4 separate regions of the Homo sapiens genome follow, and all the other regions are linked to region 3. Evidence: chromatin contacts called from ENCODE Hi-C or POLR2A ChIA-PET data. All regions are on one chromosome and are shown on one strand. Each heading gives the region's core, a stretch centred on a gene start or an enhancer-like site at or near the end of the contact. The rest is flanking DNA. Distances are from core to core; before and after follow the strand shown. Region 1 holds the start of EFHD2 (EF-hand domain family member D2). Region 2 holds the start of OTUD3 (OTU deubiquitinase 3). Region 3 holds the start of RCC2 (regulator of chromosome condensation 2). Region 4 holds the start of MICOS10-DT (MICOS10 divergent transcript).

Evidence for each region. Hi-C counts contacts between places; a loop is a spot of excess contacts on that map. ChIA-PET counts read pairs that join two places held with the same protein, here RNA polymerase II (POLR2A). Pooled maps may share reads with other maps.
Region 1: a loop to region 3 is called in a pooled map, with 13 times the contacts of the local background. The contact joins the promoter of EFHD2 here to the promoter of RCC2 in region 3. A Hi-C loop is called at or near these places in 2 of 37 single-sample maps with no recorded cell type and 8 of 50 pooled maps.
Region 2: a pooled map shows a loop between it and region 3 (14-fold over the local background). The contact joins the promoter of OTUD3 here to the promoter of RCC2 in region 3. A Hi-C loop is called at or near these places in 5 of 50 pooled maps.
Region 4: a pooled map shows a loop between it and region 3 (17-fold over the local background). The contact joins the promoter of MICOS10-DT here to the promoter of RCC2 in region 3. A Hi-C loop is called at or near these places in 9 of 50 pooled maps. POLR2A ChIA-PET finds 5 or more read pairs at or near these places in 2 of 52 experiments (CD4-positive, alpha-beta T cell and activated T-cell).

The regions. Positions count from the first base shown.
Region 1 is chr1:15,408,463-15,411,162 of GRCh38, reverse strand. EFHD2 (EF-hand domain family member D2) reads right to left here and starts at 1,275. Exons shown (of 4, transcript NM_024329.6): 1 at 884-1,275. The coding sequence starts at 1,191. The region is part of intron 1 of EFHD2-AS1 (EFHD2 antisense RNA 1); the gene reads left to right. RefSeq lists an enhancer at 653-1,515 and a silencer at 1,028-1,627.
Region 2 is chr1:19,881,071-19,883,770 of GRCh38, reverse strand. It overlaps OTUD3 (OTU deubiquitinase 3), which reads right to left and starts at 1,376. Exons shown (of 8, transcript NM_015207.2): 1 at 1,037-1,376. The coding sequence starts at 1,257. All of the region lies in intron 1 of LOC105376823 (a long non-coding RNA gene), which reads left to right. RefSeq lists a silencer at 833-1,172 and an enhancer at 1,543-1,592.
Region 3 is chr1:17,438,199-17,440,961 of GRCh38, reverse strand. RCC2 (regulator of chromosome condensation 2) reads left to right here and starts at 1,285. Exons shown (of 13, transcript NM_018715.4): 1 at 1,285-1,417; 2 at 2,440-2,732. The coding sequence starts at 2,448. It overlaps LOC124903862 (a long non-coding RNA gene), which reads left to right. Exons shown (of 2, transcript XR_007065508.1): 2 at 1-826. RefSeq lists silencers at 1,046-1,185, 2,505-2,604.
Region 4 is chr1:19,595,416-19,598,133 of GRCh38, reverse strand. MICOS10-DT (MICOS10 divergent transcript) reads left to right here and starts at 1,302. Exons shown (of 2, transcript NR_135054.1): 1 at 1,302-1,424. MICOS10-NBL1 (MICOS10-NBL1 readthrough) reads right to left here and starts at 1,155. Exons shown (of 4, transcript NM_001204089.2): 1 at 1,025-1,155. It overlaps MICOS10 (mitochondrial contact site and cristae organizing system subunit 10), which reads right to left and starts at 1,155. Exons shown (of 4, transcript NM_001032363.4): 1 at 1,025-1,155. The coding sequence starts at 1,088. RefSeq lists a silencer at 733-942 and an enhancer at 1,063-1,362.

The DNA of each region.
Region 1 (2,700 bases), core at 26-2,525, 2.0 Mb after region 3:
GAAGCAGGGGAGCGGTGACTGCAAGCTGCTGGGTGCACGGGGGTGGGGCGGGCAGGAGCGGGAGGGAGGCCTTCCAAACCCGGAGGGGACTCGGCCCACAGGGACGACTGGAGTGAGGTTTACACCAGAGGGGCAACAGGGGCCGAGGGGTCCCTTCCTAAGGAGACCACTTGTGAGTGAAGGATTTGGGTCCTGGCTAATGAGTGGGTGGGGATGGAAAGGGCAAGTCTTTGCCCCCAGTTTGCTGGTAGACGCTAAGTAACTGGAGAGGAAGTTGGGGGGATCCCTGCCCAGAACCCACCTTGAGGGAGACCTGAGATCGCAGAGGAAACGAAAAGACCTTAAGGGAGGGAATGTGGTTGGCATGTGGTGTCGAGGGGCACTGGGGTGGGTATCTTTGGCCAGCGTGTGTTGGGGTGGGGGTGGGGAACGCGAGTAGCTGGGATCGGGGAAGGAAGGCCGCTGGGTCCTCAGCCTCGGTGTGTGCGGTGTGGGGTGGTGGAGAAGCCCCACTAACAGCGCGGAGGGCCCGGGACCCACACGTGTGGTGGTGGGGGTGGGGCTCGCGGGGCCTGGCGATTATCTGGAAGGAAGCCTGGGGTCCCCCACTCTGTGGACGCGTCTATGGTGTACCGGAGGCAGCACAAATACGAGTCTCCGCCGCGTGCCAGGGGCCGGGGGTCCCCCAGACTAACGTGCGCGGTGAGATGCCGGGTCTCGATCTGGAAGGGGCCGCCGGGTCCCCAACCCCGGTGCGTCTGGGTTCGGGGAAGCTTGGCTGACGGCAGGCTCCCGGGGCGGAGCGGGATCCGGGGATCGGGGGGTTCGGGGCCCGAGACCGGGTCGCGGGGCGGGCGGGGGGCCGGGTCGCGCGGGCACTTACTGCTTGAACATCTTCTCCATGTCCTTGATCTGCTTCCTGGAGAACTCCTTGAACTCGGTGTAGGGGTTGAAGACGCGGCGGCTGGGCGACTGGGGCTCGCCGATGCCCTGGTTGAGGTCTGCGCGCCGCAGCAGCTTGGCGCTCAGCTCGCAGTCCGCGCTGCCCAGCGCCTCGGCCGCCTCGTCGGGTGCCCCCGCCGCCGCCGCCGCTGCCCCGTTCAGCCCGGGCTGCTCCGGGGTCTCGCCGCCGCCCTCGCCCTCCATCTGCAGCCGCCGGCTCAGCTTGGTGGCCAGCTCGTCCGTGGCCATGGTGGCCCGCGCGGCACTCGCCTTGGCCGGGCCCCTGCTCTCAGCGCAGCGCCGCCGGCCGCGCTCTTCCTCTTCCTGACACTCCCCGGGCCAGGCACCGCCCCCGAAGGTGGGACTTGGGCCCTGGCGGGGACCGCGCGCCCCGCCCCCGCCCCCGGGCCCGCGCGGCGTGCGCGTGATCGCTCCCGGCCGCCGGGGGTCGAGTGTACTCTGCGCGCCCCGCCCGCCGTCGTCTGCCCCCCGCGAGGCTGGGGAGCGCGGCCGAAAGCCATGCCCCTCTTCGTGCCCACTGTAGCAGCTGAGCGGGAGGGGTCCTGCTGGGGGCCGGGGCCGGGCGGGAAAGAAGAGGGCTCCTCCCCCGCGGCTTGGGTGAGGAGCGGGGCTTGCCGGGGGGCGGGGAAGCGAGGGGGGGCGCCGCCCCACCCCCTTCTCCGGAATCCCCACGCCGTGAAGTCATAATCCTGTGTCTGTGACACCCTGTCGGTTGCTATGGAAACGACTCGCTGTTAAACACTGGCGTTCTCAATGAGGGTTGCAGGGGTTCCGAGGCGGACCTGGGGAGCAGAAACCCCTGTTTAGGGTGAACCGTGGCGGGCGCCGATGGCCTCTTGGAAGAGGACAGACTAGCAGCTGCGAGGGAGATGGGACTGGGTTTCACCCCTGAAAGGGCCCCTGGAGACAGCGGGTGAGGGACAGGGGAAGGGGCTGGTGGTCCTCTCTCCCGAGGCCCCGCACCATCACACGGATGACTTGGCACAATAGCTGCTGGGCCAGTGTTGTCGCCTGTGACTGTACTTTAGGGAAACTGACAGGGAGATCATGATGTCGCCATTTTGATGGGGTCCCCAGAGGAGAGATGTCCTCCCCAACGGCTCCTGGACAGGACTGGGGAAAGAGTTCAGATAAGTATCTCTGTGGTCTGGGCTGTCACCTTACAACTGCACAACTCTGGACCTCCAGCATCAGAACCACTGGGGCCTAGGTTAATAATACAGATTTTCAGGCTCCAATTTGGACAGACGAAACTGATCTCTGGGGTGGGACCCAGGAATCTACGTGTAAACAAGCACCCAGGGGAGTTCTGCTCACTGAAATTTGAGAATCCCTGATTTAGAAGGAGGACTATGCTCTGTGCATGTTCTCTGAAATGTTGGGTCAATCAGGACCTGTCTACTGAAACTGCTCCAACCAGCCAAGGTGCAGAGAAAAGATGCGTGCAGGGCCGAAAACCAGGGTGCTCTGGAGGCAGGGAGCCCTCGAGAATGTAAAGCCAGCAAGCTGTTACAGAGTGATTTGCACAGAACAGACACTCAGTTGATATTTGTCAATTTGCTGTGTTTAAGAACCTTGCTGAATTAATTTAAAAGGTATTTTTAAAAGAATGAAATTGAGGAAAAAACCTTCAAGGTTCAGAAAATGTGAAGTTCTCATTTACTTGTTTATGAAATTGTTTTTGAGTCCAATAAAGATGCTCAGCTAAAATGGTTTTTTTGTTTTAAATCTCAGAAT
Region 2 (2,700 bases), core at 127-2,626, 2.4 Mb before region 3:
GGTAGCTCATGCCTGTAATCTAGGCACTTTGGGAGGCCGAGGCAGGAGGATCGCTTGAAGCCAGGAGTTCGAGACCAGCCTGGGCAACACAGCAAAATCACCGTCTCTACAAAATAACAATAATAATGAACTAAGGCAATTCCTTATGGTCTTTAATTTCATTTTAGTCTTCCCTCTGCAGGATCTGAGCACTCAAATACGGGGAGGAAAAAAACAAAAGCCAGGCTGTTATTAACACTCTCTCTTCCAAAGTGACACAGCTGACAACCAGACCCCTTTTTACCTGCCCCTGCAATGGGGATCCTAACTGTTCTCCCCTCTTCCTGACCCTTTTCCTTCTTCCATCCATGTTCCTGGAGCCATATCCCCTTTCTTGAAGCTAATTTTCTTCCTCCTCCCCACTCTCCCCCTCCGCGTTCCCTAAAGAAAGCTGGACCTGGATCCAGTCTAAGTCCCAAGAAAGCTTGGGGAAGCACCTTTGCTTACAGAGAAACTGAGGCCCATGGAAGGAAGAATTAGAGAAGCTGCCTTCAGCTCAGTAAACAGGCGACCTAATTTCACAAATGTAAATGGGGGCACCACCCAAAAACCAAGGACTCAAAGGAGGCAAAGCGTTCTACCAAGTGGGGCTTACTCAAACTCCTTCAACTGGTCTTATCGTCATGATAACTGTTTTTCCAATGCCTGGCTCCATCTCATTCCTTCAGAACTCAGCTTAAATGTCACCTTTGAGAGAGCCCTTCCTGGCCACAATCCAGTGGCCCTGCTCCCATATACGGTCTCAGCACCCACTTTCTATTTCGCTCGCGGCGTCTGCCATGATTAGGACCCTTTGGGATCCCCGCGAGCGTCTCGGGGCGAGGGGCTTGTCCGCCTCACTCGCAGCTGGACGCCCTGCACTCGGAGCGTGGCTGGCTCGCGGGAGGCGCCCGGGCCGCCCGAATGAATGGATGGATGGACGCGAGCGGGCAACGGTCGCCAGGCCGAGCCCGGCGCGTCCCCCGGCGCCGCCTCCCTCGCTCCCGGCCCGCCTCACCCGTCCCCCGGCACCTCCCGCAGCTTCAGCCCCAGGGCCTGCAGCTGGTTGGCGAAGCTGACGAACTCCTCCTCGCAGCCGCCGCCGCCGCCAGACTCCGGCCGATTCCGCCGCTCCTTGGCCAGGGCCCGGCGCGCCGCCCGCTCGTCCCGCTTGCGCTCGGCCTCGGCTTTCCGGCTGCCGCTGCCCGGCCGGCTCTTCGCCGCCTGCTTTCGGGACATGGCCTTAGCCTGCAGTCCCCAGCGGCAGGAGGGAAAGGCGCAGGACCCCCCAGCGTCCGCCTCAAGCGTTGGGAAGGTAAAACAGCGCGGGCAACGGAGCCCGGCGACGACTACGCAGCAACCGCGCCTGCGCCGGCGCCCAGCACCCCGGTCACATGATGGAATCCCCGCCTCTTTTGCGGGGCTCGGCGAGCAGACGCCATAGAGAGCTGGAGGGGCACCCATCTTGGTTTGTTCTATTCCGCCCTCTAGTGGTGGATGGTACTCAACGTGAGTGGCAGGAGCGACCGGAGAGGGACCAGAGAGAACAAAGCAGGAACAAGTCAAGCAGAGAAATTAAAGATGATAGAAGAGTGGAACACAGAGCAGCGGCAAAAGTTAGGACCGGAGATGAATAAAAACGATTTAAACTCTTGCTGCGAGCCTACTACAGTTGGATAGGCACTTTCACACGGCTCATTCTTGTTTAATTATCCCCAAATTACAGGAAACTGAATCTGAGTGGTTAAATAATTTCAAGATCACACAGCTAAAAGGCAGAGCTTTGCCCTGGCTCCAAAGCCCGCATACTTGTTTATTTAATCCTGCCCTTCATCTCTCCGCCTTCCTTCGTAACTCAAGGGAGAGGTCGCCCTTCTGTCCAAGACCACTGGAAATCCTAATTCCATCCTAGAGCGACCCACCTAGGTTTGCCTGGACTAGAGGTTTTCTTGGGATGCAGGACTTTCCGTTTTAAAACTGAGACAGACCAGGCTGGGCGTGATGGCTCACACCTGTAATCCCAGCACTTTGGGAGGCCGAGGCGGGCTGACCACAAAGTCAGGAGATGGAGACCATCCTGGCTAACACTGTGAAACCCCGTCTCTACTAAAAATACAAAAATTAGCCGGGCGTGGTGGCGGGCGCCTGTAGTCCCAGCTACTCGGGAGGCTGAGGCAGGAGAATGGCATGAACCCGGGAAGCGGAGCTTGCAGTGAGCCGAGATTGCACCACTGCACTCCAGCCTGGGGGACAGAGCGAGACTCCATCTCAAAAAACAAACAAACAAAAAAACAAAAACAAAAACTGAGGCCAGGTGCAGTGGCCCACGCCTGTAATCCCAACACTTTGGGAAGCCGAGGCCAGGGGATCGCCTGAGGTCAGGAGTTCGAGACCAGCCTGGCCAGCTGGCCAAGATGGTGAAACCCCATCTATATTGCGTGAGGCTGAGGTTTGGAGTACAAATGAATCTGTCACCCAGGTAGTGAGCAAAGTACACAATACACAATAGGTAGTTTTTCAACCCTTTCCCCCAACTGCCTCCCGACTCTTGTATTCCCCAGAGTCTATTGTTCCCATCTTTGTGTCCATGTGTATCCAATGTTTAGCTCCCACTTATAAGAACGTGCAGTATTTGGTTTTCTGTTTCTGCCTTAGTTCACTTAGGATAATGGTTTCCAGCTG
Region 3 (2,763 bases), core at 36-2,535:
CCTGAAGAAGGAACTTCCTTGTGCGGTACGCCTCAGGAAAAAAGAAGCAGGAGAAAAGCTTTGAGAGGAGAGCAAGTGACGGTGAGATCGTAATGGAAGTGGGGTGGAGAGGTGGAGGGTGGAGACCGGTAGGAAGCAAGCAAGGCTTTTTTCACCCGTCCCAGGACACGCGAACGAGATCAAGCCTCACTGCGGTTCACTAGGGTCTATGCAGGCCCTCGCACCCCTGCCTACCTCCTCAGAACCCAGCCTCTTGGCTCTTCTCACCCCAGCCCCACCAGACAGCTTCCCTCCCAGGAGGTGTCTCTCAAGATCTCGAAATGTGGAGCGTCCCGTTCACTCCACCTGGCCTGGAATACTTTTCCTGCCCCCTTTCATCGGGTCTTATTCATCCTTTAAGTTGTTCAGCATAACTTTCCACCTGAATGCCTTCCCTGGCCCTGGACTAGGATAAATCCCCTCGCCATAATGTTCCTACACAGGCATCACTTTGTAAAGCTTACCACTGTTGTAATTACTTGTTTACTGATCTGTCTTTCCGTTAGGCTGTGCGTTCCACTGGGGTGGAAACCTTGTTCACTGGCTCTGCAGCCCCGGGCACTGTGGGTCTTGCATGTACCGGGGGCTCAGTAAATATTTGGCAAAAAATGAAAAAGTTCCCCTCAAAGCCAGCTTCCAGTGCCTCCACGGCCCTCAAATTAATTATGAATTAATTCACTAATACAGCAAACCTTTATGTGATTCTTCCGTGTCACAGCACCTTGTTACATACTGAGGACACATCCACAGGCAAATAAAACTCAGCTTCTCTCTGCACAGGAAAAAATTATTCAAATTGTATTCATCTTTCATTCCAATCACTCAATTAGGGCACGTCCCTTGTTGGCTGCTGCGTGAGCGAAGTAACTATTTTCCAGCGAGTGTCCTCATGTGACCTGTCTAGACGTGCCCAGGAAAAACAATCCAACATCCTCCTAAGCCGCAAAGAAGTCCCTGACGCGCAGGCCGCACTGCGTGGAAGGCCCAAAGCGCGCTCGCGGGCCCGCGAAAGGCGCAGGAGCAGCGGAGCCGAGGCGGGCGGCGAGGCGCGCGGCGCGCGGCGCAGGCTCGGGTGGGCAGGGCAGGGCCAGGCCGGGCGGGGCGGGGGCGCCGGCAACGGGTCCGCCGGCCGGCAGGGGGCGCGCGCGCCCCGCGCCCCGCGCCTCCCGCCCCGCCGCGCGCTCGCTTGCCGCGCGGCCGCACATGTGTTTCTGTTTTGTGTTGTAGCATTTGTTCTGGAAGCTCGTATTTACATTTTAAGTGTATCTGGTGAGTGGGCTGGAGCCCTCGTCTGGGCCGGAAAAAAAAAAGCCCTCCGATCCGTCTTTTAGTTGCTTCTCTTCCTTTTTTCTCTCCGGTTTCTCATCACTCCAACCAGGTAGGGTCTGAAAATCGACAGTGATCAGTTTGTGGGGTCTGGGAAAGTTTTTTTTTTTTTCCTTTTTTTAAAGAGAAAAGGTTAAAAAAAAACCTGGGGGAGGGGGGCTGGGTGATTGAAGGAATAAAAAGAGGAAGGAAGGCGGATCCACGTGGTTTAATCGGAGACAGACAGAGATCCCATTGTTCAAAATCAATTAAAAAAAAAAAAAAAAGCAGACAGGGGAGAGCGCAGGGACGCCGGGGAGCTGGCGGCGGCCCTGGACACTTTGCAGTCGAATCGGAGACCGGCCGGGCCGCACGGCCGGCAAGGGGGCTGGGAGAGAGTTGGGCACCATTAAAGTTTTTATTTTTCGTGTCTGTGCGAGCAGGTGTTTGGGGCTGGGGTCCAGCTTTCTTCGGGCTCTTCCCCCGTCGCCGGGGGCAGTCCGCCGTAGGGATTCGGCTAACTAGAGCCCGAGGTCGGCACCCCTGAGCTGGGGCCGAACGGGGGTCCAGGGCTGATGCGGGGTGGGGGAGAGCGTTGCATTAAATGCCATGAGTGGGTTTGGGGGGAGACTGCGGAGACAAAAGCAGCAGGTGGGGTAGCCGGGGAGCAGGGGCTCCCTTACCACCCAGGTGCCAAGGGGGAATCCTGGAAGTGTCCCGAAGCCTTCTTTAATGAAAATCTAGGGGACTGGAGGCTGGTTTTACTTTCCCTTTACTTTTGGGGGGCGAGGTTGCAACTGTGATGCTTTGTGGGCAAACCTAACTTACGGATAGGCCGGGGGTCTCAATTCTCCCTCCAGGGGATTGCCTCTGGGGCTCCCGGCTGCCCTGCGGGATTCCCCGAAGGAGCCGCGCCGGGGCCAGGGAGGGGCGCGATTTCCTCTCCCAACTCGCCCCCTCTCCGCCCACCCTGCGGCCGCCACTTTGGGGAGGGCAGAGGAGGAAGTGGAGGCCGGGTGGCTCGTCTCCGCTCCCCTCCCCCCGCGCAGTTTATAACCCGTCCATTGTGCGCCGCTGCCCCGTGTCTCCCTCCAGCCGCGACCATGCCCAGGAAGAAGGCGGCGGCGGCGGCCTGGGAGGAGCCGAGCTCGGGCAACGGCACTGCCCGCGCCGGGCCCAGGAAACGCGGCGGCCCGGCGGGCAGGAAGCGCGAGCGGCCCGAGCGCTGCAGTAGCAGCAGCGGCGGCGGCAGCAGCGGCGACGAGGACGGCCTGGAGCTCGACGGGGCCCCCGGCGGGGGCAAGCGCGCGGCGCGGCCGGCGACAGCAGGCAAGGCGGGCGGCGCGGCCGTGGTCATCACCGAACCCGAGCACACCAAGGAGCGCGTCGTGAGTGAGGGTCAGGGTAGACGGGTGGGCG
Region 4 (2,718 bases), core at 53-2,552, 2.2 Mb before region 3:
ATTTTTATTAAGCACTCTTTTAGGGGCTGGGGATGGGGCAGTGACTAAACCAGAAAACATCCCTGCTCTCATGGAGCTTACAATCTTATTCCTCAATGTTTTCATTCAAAGACACAATCCTAAATCCTCTTAAATACCCTAAGATTACCACACAAAAATATCACATTTGGGTAACAAAAATTAGCATCGAAGAAGGAACATGGGACTTGACCCCAGAAAAGCTGGGTAAAATCCCTAATTTTGCCATTTGTTAGCTGTGACCGTGGGCAAATTCCTTCACCTGACTCTCCATTTCACGGCCTGTAAAAAGATTATTTCGCACAATGAAGACAATATACGCTCAATAAACGAGTTTCCTTTCTCCTCCCCACCATACAGTGACTTCATAATTTGTGCCGTCACTGAGCACGTGTTAAAGGACTACGCAGAAAAACTTAACGTGAACAACTTCTTACTTTCCAGCGCAATTCTCATTCCAGATCATCACCCCTCTAAGTTCAGGCCCCAGACTACTCTGATTCAAATAAATCAGGTGGCAAGTCGGGAATGACAGCAACTCGCATCAGGGCCTGGCGGTGTCTATGAAATGCTCCAGGTGACCTTCTCCAGAAGGCACTTTGGTTTCCGCCGGGGAGCAGCGTGGCCTCCTGAGCCGGTTCCCCGCCGCGTGCCGGGGAATGCACCACCCGGGAGGAGAACCCCGCGGCTCCGGCACGAGGGTGTGCCCCGACACTGTCTTCCACTCAAGAGCTCTGCGACTCTCCTGCCACCTGCCAACCCCGACCACCTCCTCCGGGCTGCAACTCCACCCCGCACCCGGGCTGCTGCTCCGGCTCCTCGGGTCTGTGCCCGCCGCCCGAGTGACCTCCCGCCGGGGCCCGGGCGGCTCGCCCTGGCCGGAGGGGCCGGAAAAGGCCGAGAGGCCTGACCTCCCGTGGGGCTTCCCTTCCTTCCTCCTGGGCAGCGCAGCCTGGAGCCAGCAGCTCTGCACCGGCCGGGCCTGCTGGGGCGAAAAGCCCCTTACCTATCTTCACGACCGCATCCGCCAGACACCGGTCCCACTTCCTGCCGAGCTCCGACTCAGACATGTTCCCCACCCGCGCCTCCAGCTTTCCTCTCGGCCGGCCCCCGCGCTCCGACCCCTGAAAGTCTCGCGAGAGCTGGAAACAAGTCCCAGGTCAGGAAGGCAGGCGCAGACGCTCCAGATATCGCGAGATGATCCGCTGCTTCCATCCCTTCCGGTTTTTTCAGTTGGTCGTCAAGGTGACGAGTTGTCTGGAGGCTCGAGGTGACCCTGACCTTGGGGCTGCGCCTATGGGTTTGCGAGGCTGACAGTTTCCTAGGCGTCACCCCAAGCCGTGACCAGGCCTTTCCTCCTCACCAAAGTGCGACATTGGCCCTGGAAATCCCCCGGGCAAGAGAGGGTACAGACTTGATTTATTCATTCATTAACGTACTCACCTTCACTTTCCCTACTCACTCTCTCATTCGTTCACTGGTTTCTTGCATTGGAATTCCCGCCTGAACCACTAACACCGAAACTGCTCTGGGAAAGATTACCTACCGCCAAATCAAATGGACTCTTTTCTGACCTCTGTACCGCATTCCACACAATTTTCCCTCCCTCTGATCCTCCCTGGCTCCTCTATTCGTTTCACTCCCGGTAACGCCACTCTTTCCTCTTCTCCCCATCTGCTGTTGTCTGTTGGTTTCCTCCAGGGCTGCCTTTTCTCTGCCAGCTGTTTAAGGACTGTTGGTTCGCAAGCTTCCATCAATTCTCTTTTCACTGTACAGACTCTCCCTGAGTAATTGCAAACACTGCCAAATTATATCTCCAGGTAAAACGTCTACCTCAGGCCTCCTATCCATGTATATATTTACACACCCACCCACACACACACACACATACACATACATACACAGGGTGCCCTCTGTATCTGTGGGTTTTGCATCCATGGATTTAACCAACCATGGACCAGAAACATTTTTGAATCAAATAAAAAATAATGCAAAATTTAAAATACAGTACAACTATTTACCTAGGATTTACATTGTATTAGGTATTATAAGTAACCTAGAGATGATTTAAAGTATATGGGAGCCAGCGCAGTGGCATGCGACCGTAGTCCCAGCTACTTGGGAGGCTGAGATGGGAGGATTGCTTGAGACTAGGAGTTCGACTTCATCTCTTTAAAAAAAAATAAGTAATTTTAAAAAAGGATATGTAAGCATGTGTGTAGGTTGTATGCAAATACCACGCCATTTTATATATGGGACTTGAGCATCCTGCATTTTGGTAACTGCGAGATCCTGAAACCAAATGCCCACAGCTATCAAGAGAGATTGTATATCCAGCCTACTGGCTAGTGTCATTGATTTTAGTCTTCCATCCTACCAACAAATAGAAATCTGACCACGTTATGCCTCTGATTAGAAGCTGTCAATGAAGGCCGAGAGCAGTGGCTCACACCTGTAATCCCAACACTCTGGGAGGCTGAGGCGGGAGGATTGTTTGAGGCCAGTAGTTCAAGACCAGCCTAGGCAGCATAGTGAGACTCCTGTCTCTACAAAAAATTTAAAAAATTAGCCAGGCTAATGTGATGTGTGCCTTTAGTCCCAGCTACTTAGGAGGCTGAGGTAGGAGGATCACTTGAGCCTGGGAAGTGGAGGCTACACTGAGCCATGTTCATGCCACTGCACTCCAGCCTGGGCATCAGA